Linked DNA regions of Homo sapiens: region 1 is linked to region 2. Evidence: chromatin contacts called from ENCODE Hi-C or POLR2A ChIA-PET data. All regions are on one chromosome and are shown on one strand. The core of a region is the stretch at or near the end of the contact, and the rest is flanking DNA. Distances in the headings are between cores, read along the strand shown. Region 1 overlaps HMOX2 (heme oxygenase 2). Region 2 holds the start of ROGDI (rogdi atypical leucine zipper).

The links. A loop is a pair of places that touch in the nucleus more often than their neighbours do. ChIA-PET counts read pairs that join two places held with the same protein, here RNA polymerase II (POLR2A). Pooled maps may share reads with other maps.
Region 1: a loop to region 2 is called in a pooled map, with 7 times the contacts of the local background. The contact joins the enhancer-like site here to the promoter of ROGDI in region 2. A Hi-C loop is called at or near these places in 3 of 37 single-sample maps with no recorded cell type and 10 of 50 pooled maps. POLR2A ChIA-PET finds 5 or more read pairs at or near these places in 2 of 52 experiments (MCF 10A and activated CD4-positive, alpha-beta T cell).

Annotation. Positions count from the first base shown.
Region 1 is chr16:4,503,240-4,509,698 of GRCh38, forward strand. HMOX2 (heme oxygenase 2) reads left to right here. Exons shown (of 6, transcript NM_002134.4): 2 at 2,245-2,371; 3 at 3,656-3,773; 4 at 4,474-4,965; 5 at 6,173-6,299; 6 at 6,390-6,459. The coding sequence starts at 2,286. Among named protein-coding and RNA genes, the nearest start is that of HMOX2, 30 kb to the left of the region's middle. Within about 2 kb of position 3,357, at least 14 of the 41 ENCODE cell types and tissues checked have a DNase peak (open chromatin) inside an H3K27ac peak, as active enhancers do.
Region 2 is chr16:4,800,147-4,803,882 of GRCh38, forward strand. ROGDI (rogdi atypical leucine zipper) reads right to left here and starts at 2,487. Exons shown (of 11, transcript NM_024589.3): 1 at 2,381-2,487; 2 at 2,236-2,307; 3 at 1,357-1,439; 4 at 1,121-1,175; 5 at 352-432. The coding sequence starts at 2,425. It overlaps GLYR1 (glyoxylate reductase 1 homolog), which reads right to left. Exons shown (of 16, transcript NM_032569.4): 16 at 3,057-3,736. RefSeq lists an enhancer at 1,995-2,495 and silencers at 2,001-2,060, 2,101-2,890, 2,783-2,994.

The sequences.
Region 1 (6,459 bases), core at 2,107-4,606, 300 kb before region 2:
GCTGGGCAGCCTTATGCTATCTCTGTGAACTACCCATTTCTGGCTTTGTTCATAATATTCCCTTGATCTGGAGGCCCTCCCCCAGCCCTGCCCCAAATCCTGTCTGTGTTGAGGGTCCTGCCCCAGGAAGCCCTCTGCATACTCTTCCCTGCATGTAATACCTGCCTGCTTTCACATTCTTCTAGACTGTGCTGTGCATCGTACAGTTCATCAGCATTATTGCAGAGTAGAGTGTCTCTGATTTGGAGTCAAGAGAAGGTTCCATTTTTCTGTACATCCCGATGTTTATTTTCTGAGTGTTCTCAGACATCACTAAGCCTCAGTCAAAATAAAGTATGATCATGATGTAACATTCATTGAGTGCTTATCACATGGTAGGCATTGTGCTATATGAGTTATTGCTTGACTTCCTAAAATAATCCCAGTAGAGATGCTAAATCTAAAGGTGAGAGAGATGGTTCAAAAAGACCTCAGTGAGCAAACCATGTACTATAATATCCTAAAAGATAACAAAAATGTAACTAGGTATCTAGAGAAAACTCAGGAAGGATATGTGCCTTGGGCCTTTTAAGGACCATTTCTTAACACTTCTGTGTTCTTCTTGACACCTGTTTCTGGGTAGAGCACATAGAAAATGCTCAGTAAATAAGTTCTTTTTCCTTGGCCCAGTTTGGCCTGATTTGGCCCCAGTTCTGTCTTTGTGAGTTACTTTATTAGTTGTCGGTGCTACTGTGCTGCTATTCATGTGGAAGATTCCCCAAATGGGCTGCGCCTTACATTGCCTGAGCAGAAGCCCCGAGGGATGGAGGATGAGCTTGCCTTGTTATGGGACTGTGTTTCCCTGGCTGACAAAGGCTCAGCATTTGCAGCAGGCAATGGGAATTGATTGGCCAACTTAATATTTCCTTCAGCCTAGCAAAGTCCTGAGTAGGCTAGGGACAGTCTGCTTTTTTGGTAACTCCTGTAGGCTGCCTTCTGCACAAGGCACCCAGCCTCTCACAGGTAGGATGAACTGGCCTCAGCACGCTTGCAGAGGGGTGGAACTGTGCGTTGCTTGCCAAGCTTTTTGTTTCCCTAAGGTTTTTGAGGTTTTCTTTGTTTTTGGTAACTTTCAATTTTTTTTTTTTTTTTTTTTTTTTGGACAGAGTTTCACTCTTATTGCCCAGGCTGGAGTGCAGTGGCGCGATCTTGGCTCACTGCAACTTCTGCTTCGTAGGTTCAAGTGATTCTCCTGCCTCAGCCTCCTGAGTAGCTGGGATTACAGGCACGCGCCACCACATCCGGCTAATTTTGCATTTTTAGTAGAAACAGGGTTTCTCCATGTTGGTCAGGCTGGTCTTAAACTCCTAACCTCAGGTGATCCACCCACCTTGGCCTCCCAAAGTGGTGGGATTACAGGCATGAGCCACCGTGTCTGGCCTAACTTTTAATTTTGATACGGTCTTTTTTTTTTTTTTTTTTTTTTTTTTAAGACAGTTTCGCTCTTGTTGCCCAGGCTGGAGTGCAACGGCGTGATCTCGGCTCACTGCAACCTCTGCCTCCTGGGCTCAAGAGATTCTCCTGCCTGAGCCTCCCGAGTAGCTGGGATTACAAGTGTGCACCACCATGCCCGGCTATTTTTTGTATTTTTAGTAGAGACAGGGTTTCACCATGTTAACCAGGCTAGTCTCAAACTCCAGTCTGCCTCGGCCTCCCAAAGTGCTGGGATTACAGGCATGAGCCACTGTGCCCTGCCTTGATACAGTTTTAAGCATACAGAAAAATGGTAAGAATAGTACAAAGAACTCTCATACCTCTTCCCCAGATTCACTGCTAGGATTTTGCCTTGTTTGCTTTTCTGACTTGCCAGTGTCCCCCACCCTGCAGCATATGCACATGCACACACACTGTCTTCTGAACCATCTGACAGGGAGTTGCAGGCAGTGTACCTTTACTTCTGAATACCCCAGTGTGTATTTCTTAGGAACAAAGACATTCTCTTATATAATCGCAGTACAATTATTTTTAAAAACCAGCAAGCTTAATGTCAATACAATGCTATTACCTAATACATTGTTCATATTCAGATTTTTTCCATATTCCACTATGGTCCCAGTAATGGCAGAGCTTTATTTTAAAGAAAACAATCCTGGGGTGTGTGGGTGTCACCTTGGTTACATTCGCTCTGAGGAAAGCAGAACCGACAGGTATTTGGGGAAGTGACTGCCGTGGGTGCCACATCACCAGCTCCTTGTGTCTCTGCAGGACCAGAGGAGCGAGAGCAGCAAGAACCACACCCAGCAGCAATGTCAGCGGAAGTGGAAACCTCAGAGGGGGTAGACGAGTCAGAAAAAAAGAACTCTGGGGCCCTAGAAAAGGAGAACCAAATGAGGTGAGCGATGGGGGCTGGCTGCACTGAATCAGGTGGGCCCAGCACCTGTCGTGCTCAGCACACCTGGTTTTGTCTGTTGGCAGCACTGGGGAGTGGCCATGGGCCATGAGCTCTGGACCCCTGGGTGCCTGCTTGGCCCTGCAGGGACCGCATACAGCTTCGGCTGCTTAGAACTCTCCCCACTGGTCCATTGTCTCATCCAAGGAGGCAGGGCAGGTGCTCCTGGGAGTGCTGATAGGATTTGATGGTAGTTATCCTTTTTTCTTTTTAAAAACTTGTGCGTTTCCTCATCTGGGCTGAGAAAGGGTAAACGCAGGCAAAGCTGGCTCTGTTCAGTCTTTTACCACATAAAAGACTGCAGGGCAGCCTTTCCTTACTCTGTATAGGGACAGCTCATGCTAAACCTGAGCTTCCAGGCCCTGTTCTGCATCATTAGCCTCTCATAGCCCTGTCATTGGCCAAGTTTTTTTTTTATCCCTTGAAATAATTGCTAATAATAAATTGATTCTCAGCACATGGATGATAACGAGCTAATCTCCTAAAGAAGACAGCAGAAGCCAGACCATGATAAGGCCAAATTTTTCTCACTCTTGTAGATGGATTGTGTGGACACATGTAAGCCCCTGCCCAAGTACCACCATCTTTAGGATCACATGTTTTCTACCTTGTCCATCCATCCACACACCTTTACAACTGTGTAATTTCGTTAAGCAGCACAAACCCAGCGTCCTGGCCCTAGCCTCTCGGTTGTCTCCTTTGCATCCTTCCGTGCTTGGTCCTAGTCACATATAGTCTCAAAGAAGCTGTGGGTCCAAGGTGGGAGGAAGGCAGTAGGGCCATCTGAGGAGACCCATGGTCACAGCCTTACTGAGGTGTGTGAATTCCAGAAGACACGTTCCAAGGCAGGCTGTTCTTAGAGAAGCCAGCAAATACTGAAGGGAATACAGATGTGTGTCTCTTCGACCACTAGGTGGCCACAGAAGCAAAGCATTGCTCATTTGGGTGGTTCCCAACACAGACACATGGACGTGGGTACTACTCTCAAGGAGCAGGCCACAGTTATCCCTTGTGTCCTGAGTCCTTGGAGCAGAATGTCATGTCTGCTTGTCCTGTGTTCCCTGACAAGTTGCTGCTATTTGTGTTGGAGTGAAGTGTCTGAGAAGCCCCAGCCTCCAGTACAACAGGTGGTCACCTTGGGGTGTGGACTCAATCTTCTCTCTATGGTCCTTTCTGGAAAGCTGGGAAGGGCTAATTGACACACAAACACCTCCCATCTCTCCACAGAATGGCTGACCTCTCGGAGCTCCTGAAGGAAGGGACCAAGGAAGCACACGACCGGGCAGAAAACACCCAGTTTGTCAAGGACTTCTTGAAAGGCAACATTAAGAAGGAGCTGTTTAAGGTTTGTGCCCCGCATTGGGTTCCAGACTGTCATATGGGGTTGGGGTGGGGGCCTTGGTCCCATGAGAAAAGTGCCCCTGGAGCCACTCTGAGGGAAAAGCTGGGCTTTTCTCCACACTCCATTCCTTCTTGACGTTAAGCTCTGGCTCTCGGCTGGGTACAGTGGCTCATGTCTGTAATCCCAGCACTTTGGGAGGCCGAGGCAGGTGGATCACTTGAGGCCAGGAGTTTGAGACCAGCCTGGCCAACATGGTGAAACCCTGTCTCTACTAAGAATACAAAAATTAGCCGGGTGTGGTGGCGCGTGCCTGTACTCCCAGCTACTTGGGAGGCTGAGGTGGGAGAGTCACTTGAACCTGGGAGGCGGAGGTTACAGTGAGCCGAGATCGTCCCACTGTACTCCAGCCTGGGTGACAGAGCGAGACTCTTTACCCCGCCAAAAAAAAAAAAAATTGGTTCTCATGGCTTAGATAGAATAACATAGTGGTGTGAAGGAAGCAAAAGTATGCGTGTTCCAAAGACTTCACCATGCCATTCCTTTAAGAAACAAAAGCTTCCTTGTGTGTTAAATAATTCACTACATAAAAATGGACCATAGGATTGGGTCTTTGGGGTTGGGGGTTGTCACTTGAGCCTCTGCATCCAGCTGCTCGGATGTGGTGTGCTCAGGCATAGCTGGCCTCCTCCTGTCACCTCCACAGCTGGCCACCACGGCACTTTACTTCACATACTCAGCCCTCGAGGAGGAAATGGAGCGCAACAAGGACCATCCAGCCTTTGCCCCTTTGTACTTCCCCATGGAGCTGCACCGGAAGGAGGCGCTGACCAAGGACATGGAGTATTTCTTTGGTGAAAACTGGGAGGAGCAGGTGCAGTGCCCCAAGGCTGCCCAGAAGTACGTGGAGCGGATCCACTACATAGGGCAGAACGAGCCGGAGCTACTGGTGGCCCATGCATACACCCGCTACATGGGGGATCTCTCGGGGGGCCAGGTGCTGAAGAAGGTGGCCCAGCGAGCACTGAAACTCCCCAGCACAGGGGAAGGGACCCAGTTCTACCTGTTTGAGAATGTGGACAATGCCCAGCAGTTCAAGCAGCTCTACCGGGCCAGGATGAACGCCCTGGACCTGAACATGAAGACCAAAGAGAGGATCGTGGAGGAGGCCAACAAGGCTTTTGAGTATAACATGCAGGTACTATTGGGGGCTGCCAGCTGCTAGGGCTGAAGAGGGAAACTTTGACAGTGGTAGCAGATCCATAGTGGCCCATGAAGGCACACATGGCATTAGGACAGATGAGCTGCAGGGTGCCGAGAGGAAGGTGGCCACCAGATTGGCCACCAGAGCTTGTGGGCCCAGTGGGTGGTTCCCAGCATGGAGGCCTGGTGTGATAGATGCCAGTGGGTAGTGTTTTGGGAAGGGTGAGTCCTCTCGCACATAGAGGGGTCTGGAAGAATGGAGCTGGCTTCCTCCCTCATTGCAGGATGCTGGTCTTGAAGAATGGTTAATTTTCTTTTCAAGTTTTGCTCTGAGAAGCCCTGCTTTATAAGTTAATAGAGAGCCAGTGCCACCAAGGAGAGTAAATAAGCTCTGTTTACAAGTAGCCTTTAGATGAGGCTGAACCTGGGGAAGCTTACTCTGTCCCCAGGTCCTGTCAGCTTCCACTGAGGCCTCCCAGGGCACTCAGGATGAGTATGCCCTGCCACAGTCTCATTCTCCCATGTTCCAGGTTTTCTGTTGCTTCTTGATAAAAAAATAACCAGCACCTAGAAATGGGGATGTACTCATGCCCTCCTGTCTGTGCTGTGGTAGTTTCAGTGGCTTGAGCCACCTCAGAGAAGGCTACATCTCTGGTCAGTTCCCAGGGGAGACCCAGCATTTGGCAGCCTTCTTGGGGTACCAATATCCACACCTCCCCAGAGCTCTTGCTAGGGAGGGAAGACCATCAGGCAGTGCAGCTGCCGCCCACCAGTGCTGCTTGCTGTGTAGTTGGCACACCTGAGCAAGCTCACCTGCTCCAGCTCACTCTCTCTGGAGGGCGTCCTCTAAAAGGAGAGTGTAGCCAGGCGCAGTAGCTCATGCCTGTAATCCCAGCACTTTGGGAGGCTGAGGCAGGGGCATTACTTGACCCCAGGAGTTGAAGACCAGCCTGGGCAACCAAGGTGAGACACCATCTCCCCACAAAATTTAAAAATTAGCCAGGTATGGTGGTACACACACGTAGGAGGATAAGGTGGGAGGACCACTTGAGCCTAGGAGTTTGAGGCTGCAGTGAGTTAGCCATGTTCATAACACTGCACTCTAGCCTGGGCAACAGAGACCTCATCTCAAAAGACATTTAAAAAAAAAAAAAAAGTATGGGCAGCCCAAAGATGGCTCAGTCGATCCTCTGCTCCTGCAGATATTCAATGAACTGGACCAGGCCGGCTCCACACTGGCCAGAGAGACCTTGGAGGATGGGTTCCCTGTACACGATGGGAAAGGAGACATGCGTAAATGCCCTTTCTACGCTGCTGAACAAGACAAAGGTAGGTCTGTGTGTCCTGAGCTCCCCTCCTGGGGCAGGTGTAGCAGGAGACTCCACTGATGCCATGTCTCCTATTGGTGCTGCCACACAGGTGCCCTGGAGGGCAGCAGCTGTCCCTTCCGAACAGCTATGGCTGTGCTGAGGAAGCCCAGCCTCCAGTT
Region 2 (3,736 bases), core at 1,237-3,736:
CAGGGAGCATGGGCCTCATCCCCAGAGCCATGGCAAGTCCCTGGAGGCTCTGGGCAAGGGAGTGACTTTTCAGAGGGCTTCTGAACCATCTCATCCAGCCAGCTGCTGTGGGGACTCCACAGTCCCGATGTGGCCCTCGGGGCTCTCAGGCCAGGTTCTCTACCTCCCCACATGGCGCAGCCTCCAGGGCTTCAGGAAACGCCTGCCCCCAGCTTTGCTGTTAGGAAACACCCTCCCAGGCTTGCTGTGGCCACAGATCCCCAGGGCTAGTCCCTCTCCAGGGAGGCCCCGCGGCAGGCCTGCTGCCGCCTGTCCTTGTGGCTGAGCACTAGCCAGGAGGGGCGGGGTCACCTGCTGCAGCTTCCACTGCTTGTCCTCCCGGAAGGCGAAGTGCAGCAGCTGGTTGTTCCGGGGCATCTTCAGGTTCACATCCTGACAGGCAAGAGTGGGGTGAGCTGGGCAGTGGGGGGGCACCTCCTGCCACAGCCACTCTGAGCCCTTAAGCCCAGGGCAGAAATGGGGTGTGTGGTGGTTCAGGCCTTGGCCGCTGTATAGGGCAGAGGGTCTCCCAATGCCTTGGCCGTTTGGGGGTTGAACAGGGAGGTCAGGAAACAGGAAACCAGGCCCAAGAAGAGCCACAAAGAAGTGAAATGGAAAGAGGTGAAGAAAGGGGAAGGGGAAGAGGAAAGGCAGCCTCTGTGAGGCTCTGTGCGAACGGGGTGCATCTAGTGTCTACAAAGGGCAACAGATGGAGCCCAGGAGGGGGGCCTCCCCCCACGCCTTGGTGCCTGGCACAGAGTCGGGTGCAGACTGGAGTTCAGGCATTGGCTGATTCAACTGTGATGTGTGGCCAGCCTAATCCACCAATGCCCATGTTTCACTGGTCCGGACGCCAGGCCAGGCCGTGTGCAAAGAACCCCTCTCCTGCACCTCTTACTGAATCTGCACACCGATCCCGGGAGAAGGTGTGAGGGTTGCTGTCATTTTCCAAAGGAGAAAACTGAGGCCAGAGAGATCAAGGGTCCCGCCCAGAGTCGCAGGGCTTGTACAGAGAGAAAGTGGGAGCTCCCATGCTCTTCCCCATTGGCAGGATGGGAGGGGACAGGGCCGGGGGACTCACCGCCTGGCTGAGGGCATCCCCCTGCAGAGTCAGCACACCCTTCACCTGGTCTGTGCTGTAACATGTGGCGTCAGAGCGGTGCCTGTGGTCACCCCCCCACCACCCAGCCCTCCCTCCCGGCGGGCTGCCCCTCCTGTCCCATCGCACAACCAGCTGGTCTGCAGGACAGGGCTATGGCCATGCCTCCTACCCCCCAAGGTACCCATTTCCCCGGTTTCCGCCTAGCCCAGGCTCACCCACAGCTGCCTAGGATGAAGTTCTCTTGCTTGGCGGGCCCCTCAGTGCCGGAGCCCGGCAGAGTGAAGCGCAGAGAGGCCTCCTGTGGAACAGAGGGAAGGAGGGGAGCTGGTAGCGCCCACTCAGGCCCGGCCCAGTGCTCCTTCCAGAAGCCCCCCTCCCTCCAAGTCAGCGGGGGGAAGGAACAACGTGGCCTGGCCTCACCTGGGTTCAGCTGGGGTGGGAAGACCCTGCCCAAGCCCCCAGGGCACCTAACCGTGAGCCCGATCTCTGCTTATACCACATTCCCTGAACACCTCCTGTGTGCCCGCCTCGGGGAATACAAAACAGACAGGGGCAGCCTCCCAGCTTGGTTGAGGGGGAAAGGGGCAAGGGGCAGAGTCAGGGAACAAGGCAGTAGTTATGGTAACCCGCGGTCCTGGGCCACAGCAAGCACTACGCCGGTTACTTCTGTGAGCTGCCTGGCTCATTTATCTACACCCCAGCCTCGCGAAGCGGGTACTGTTATCTCCCTTTTGCCAATGAGAAAAGGGAGGCCCAGGGAGGTTCAGTGACTTGGCTGAAGTCACACTGCCAGGCAGAGGCAGAATTCTTCGGCTCCCAGATTGGATGCCGCTGCTCCCAAGGCGGCCTTCCCCGACCCGAGGCCGGGCGGGACTCAGGCCCTTGCTAGCACCCTCGTCGGGACCCGCCCCTGCCCGCACACAGGTACTTATATAATGAGGTCGGCTCGAGTTCGCGGAGGCGGGGCCCTGCCTGAAAGCCGCGGCAGCCGCACACTGTAGGCGCTCAGGACGCAGCCGCGCGGCCCCAGGTGGAGCCAGGGAAATGAGGAGGGAGGGCCGCCACGCCCGGCGGGGCAGGGCGCGGGTCGTTACCTTGAGGATGTCCTGCAGCTGCTTCAACACAGCGTGCACCTCGTCGTGCAGCAGCCAGCGGAACTCCTCCTCCTGCGGGACAGACCCGGCGGTCGCGCCCGGCCCCGCCGCCCCGCCGGCCCGCCCGCTGGCCCGCGCGCCTTACCAGCACCGCCCGCTCCGCCGCCGTCGCTGCCATCACGGTGGCCATGGCCGCAGGCCGCCGCCGAGCGCCCTCCCCACCGGCCGCTGCTCCTGTCCACCAATCTTTCTGTCCTCGGTCCTCCGGTCCTCCCGTCCGCCCCCGGCGTCTGGCTCCGCCCCCACCCGATTGGCGGAGCGGGTACCACCCCGCCCCCAGGCCGGCTCCGTGCTCGCGATTGGCTGGCGCCTGTCGGTCCGCCTCGGCCCCCGAAACCTGCGGGAGCCCTGGAACCAGACTGGCGGCTGCGGGAGTGAGGCTCGCTCCGCCTGGCCAGGGACGCGGCCGGCGGCTGCACGAGTCAGGCTTGCTCCGGCTGGCCAGGGACGCGGCCGGCACCAGCCTGGGGCGCCCGCTTGGGGGCGGAGCTCCCGGGGCGCCCCCAGGATATGATAGGGCGCTCTGCTCCACTCGCGCTCACTCATTGGCCGGCAGGACAGTCTGTCCCCGCTCCTCCTCCCTATTGGCCCGCTTGGCTCCATTGGTCGTGGTTCCAACCCTGCCGCGGACCTCGCCGCCACTCCCAAGTCCGTCTCACCCCGGACGCGGAGGTCCCGAAAACCCACCCCGGCCCCGCCGCTGCCTTCTCCTCCCACCCATCTCGCCGAGGACGAGGGAAGCAGGACTCCTGCGGCACAGCTGTGTTACCAAGAAGTGTTTTATTTTTCTTGCAGTAGCTTTGTTAATTGCACAAAATCATGTTTTGTTTTTGCCATTTAAACATTATCACACAATCCTATTCTGAAAGACAAATGTTCATTAAAAACAAAGCAAAAATAAAAATTCACAACCTTAATTACCTAGATTTGTCATTTAAAGGTTTAAAGAAAAAAGGGAGGGGCTTTCTTACAAGCTTTTTCACAAGTGTCACATTTTCTCCTTAAAAGGGAAGGATTTCAAAAGAAAGGTGAAATAGCTTAAACAGAAATATTCATAAAAAGGAACTTTACAGAATTGTCAACAATATTAAGACAAAATTGACTAACCGGTTTCATTACCGCATCTTCCCCCGCCCCCACCCCCAGTGTGTTCCGCCAGGACTAGAACAGGCTTTGTGTTCAGACAGAAATGCTTCAAAATCCCAGTGAAATGAACTGTGCTAAAAACCCGACAGGCATCTTCCCTGCCCTCCCCCCACTCGTCTTCTGCAATCCTCTAACCCAGTTTCTAATCTCTGAAAGGGGCCAAAGCTGTGAGGGGGGAAGGACCCCGCCCTAGTGTGGCCACCCTATATATAATTACATATTGCATCGTAAATGCTGGCCTTCCTTCTGCAAATTATGATTTTGGAAAATCCAACCCATGCAGAGGGATAAAAAA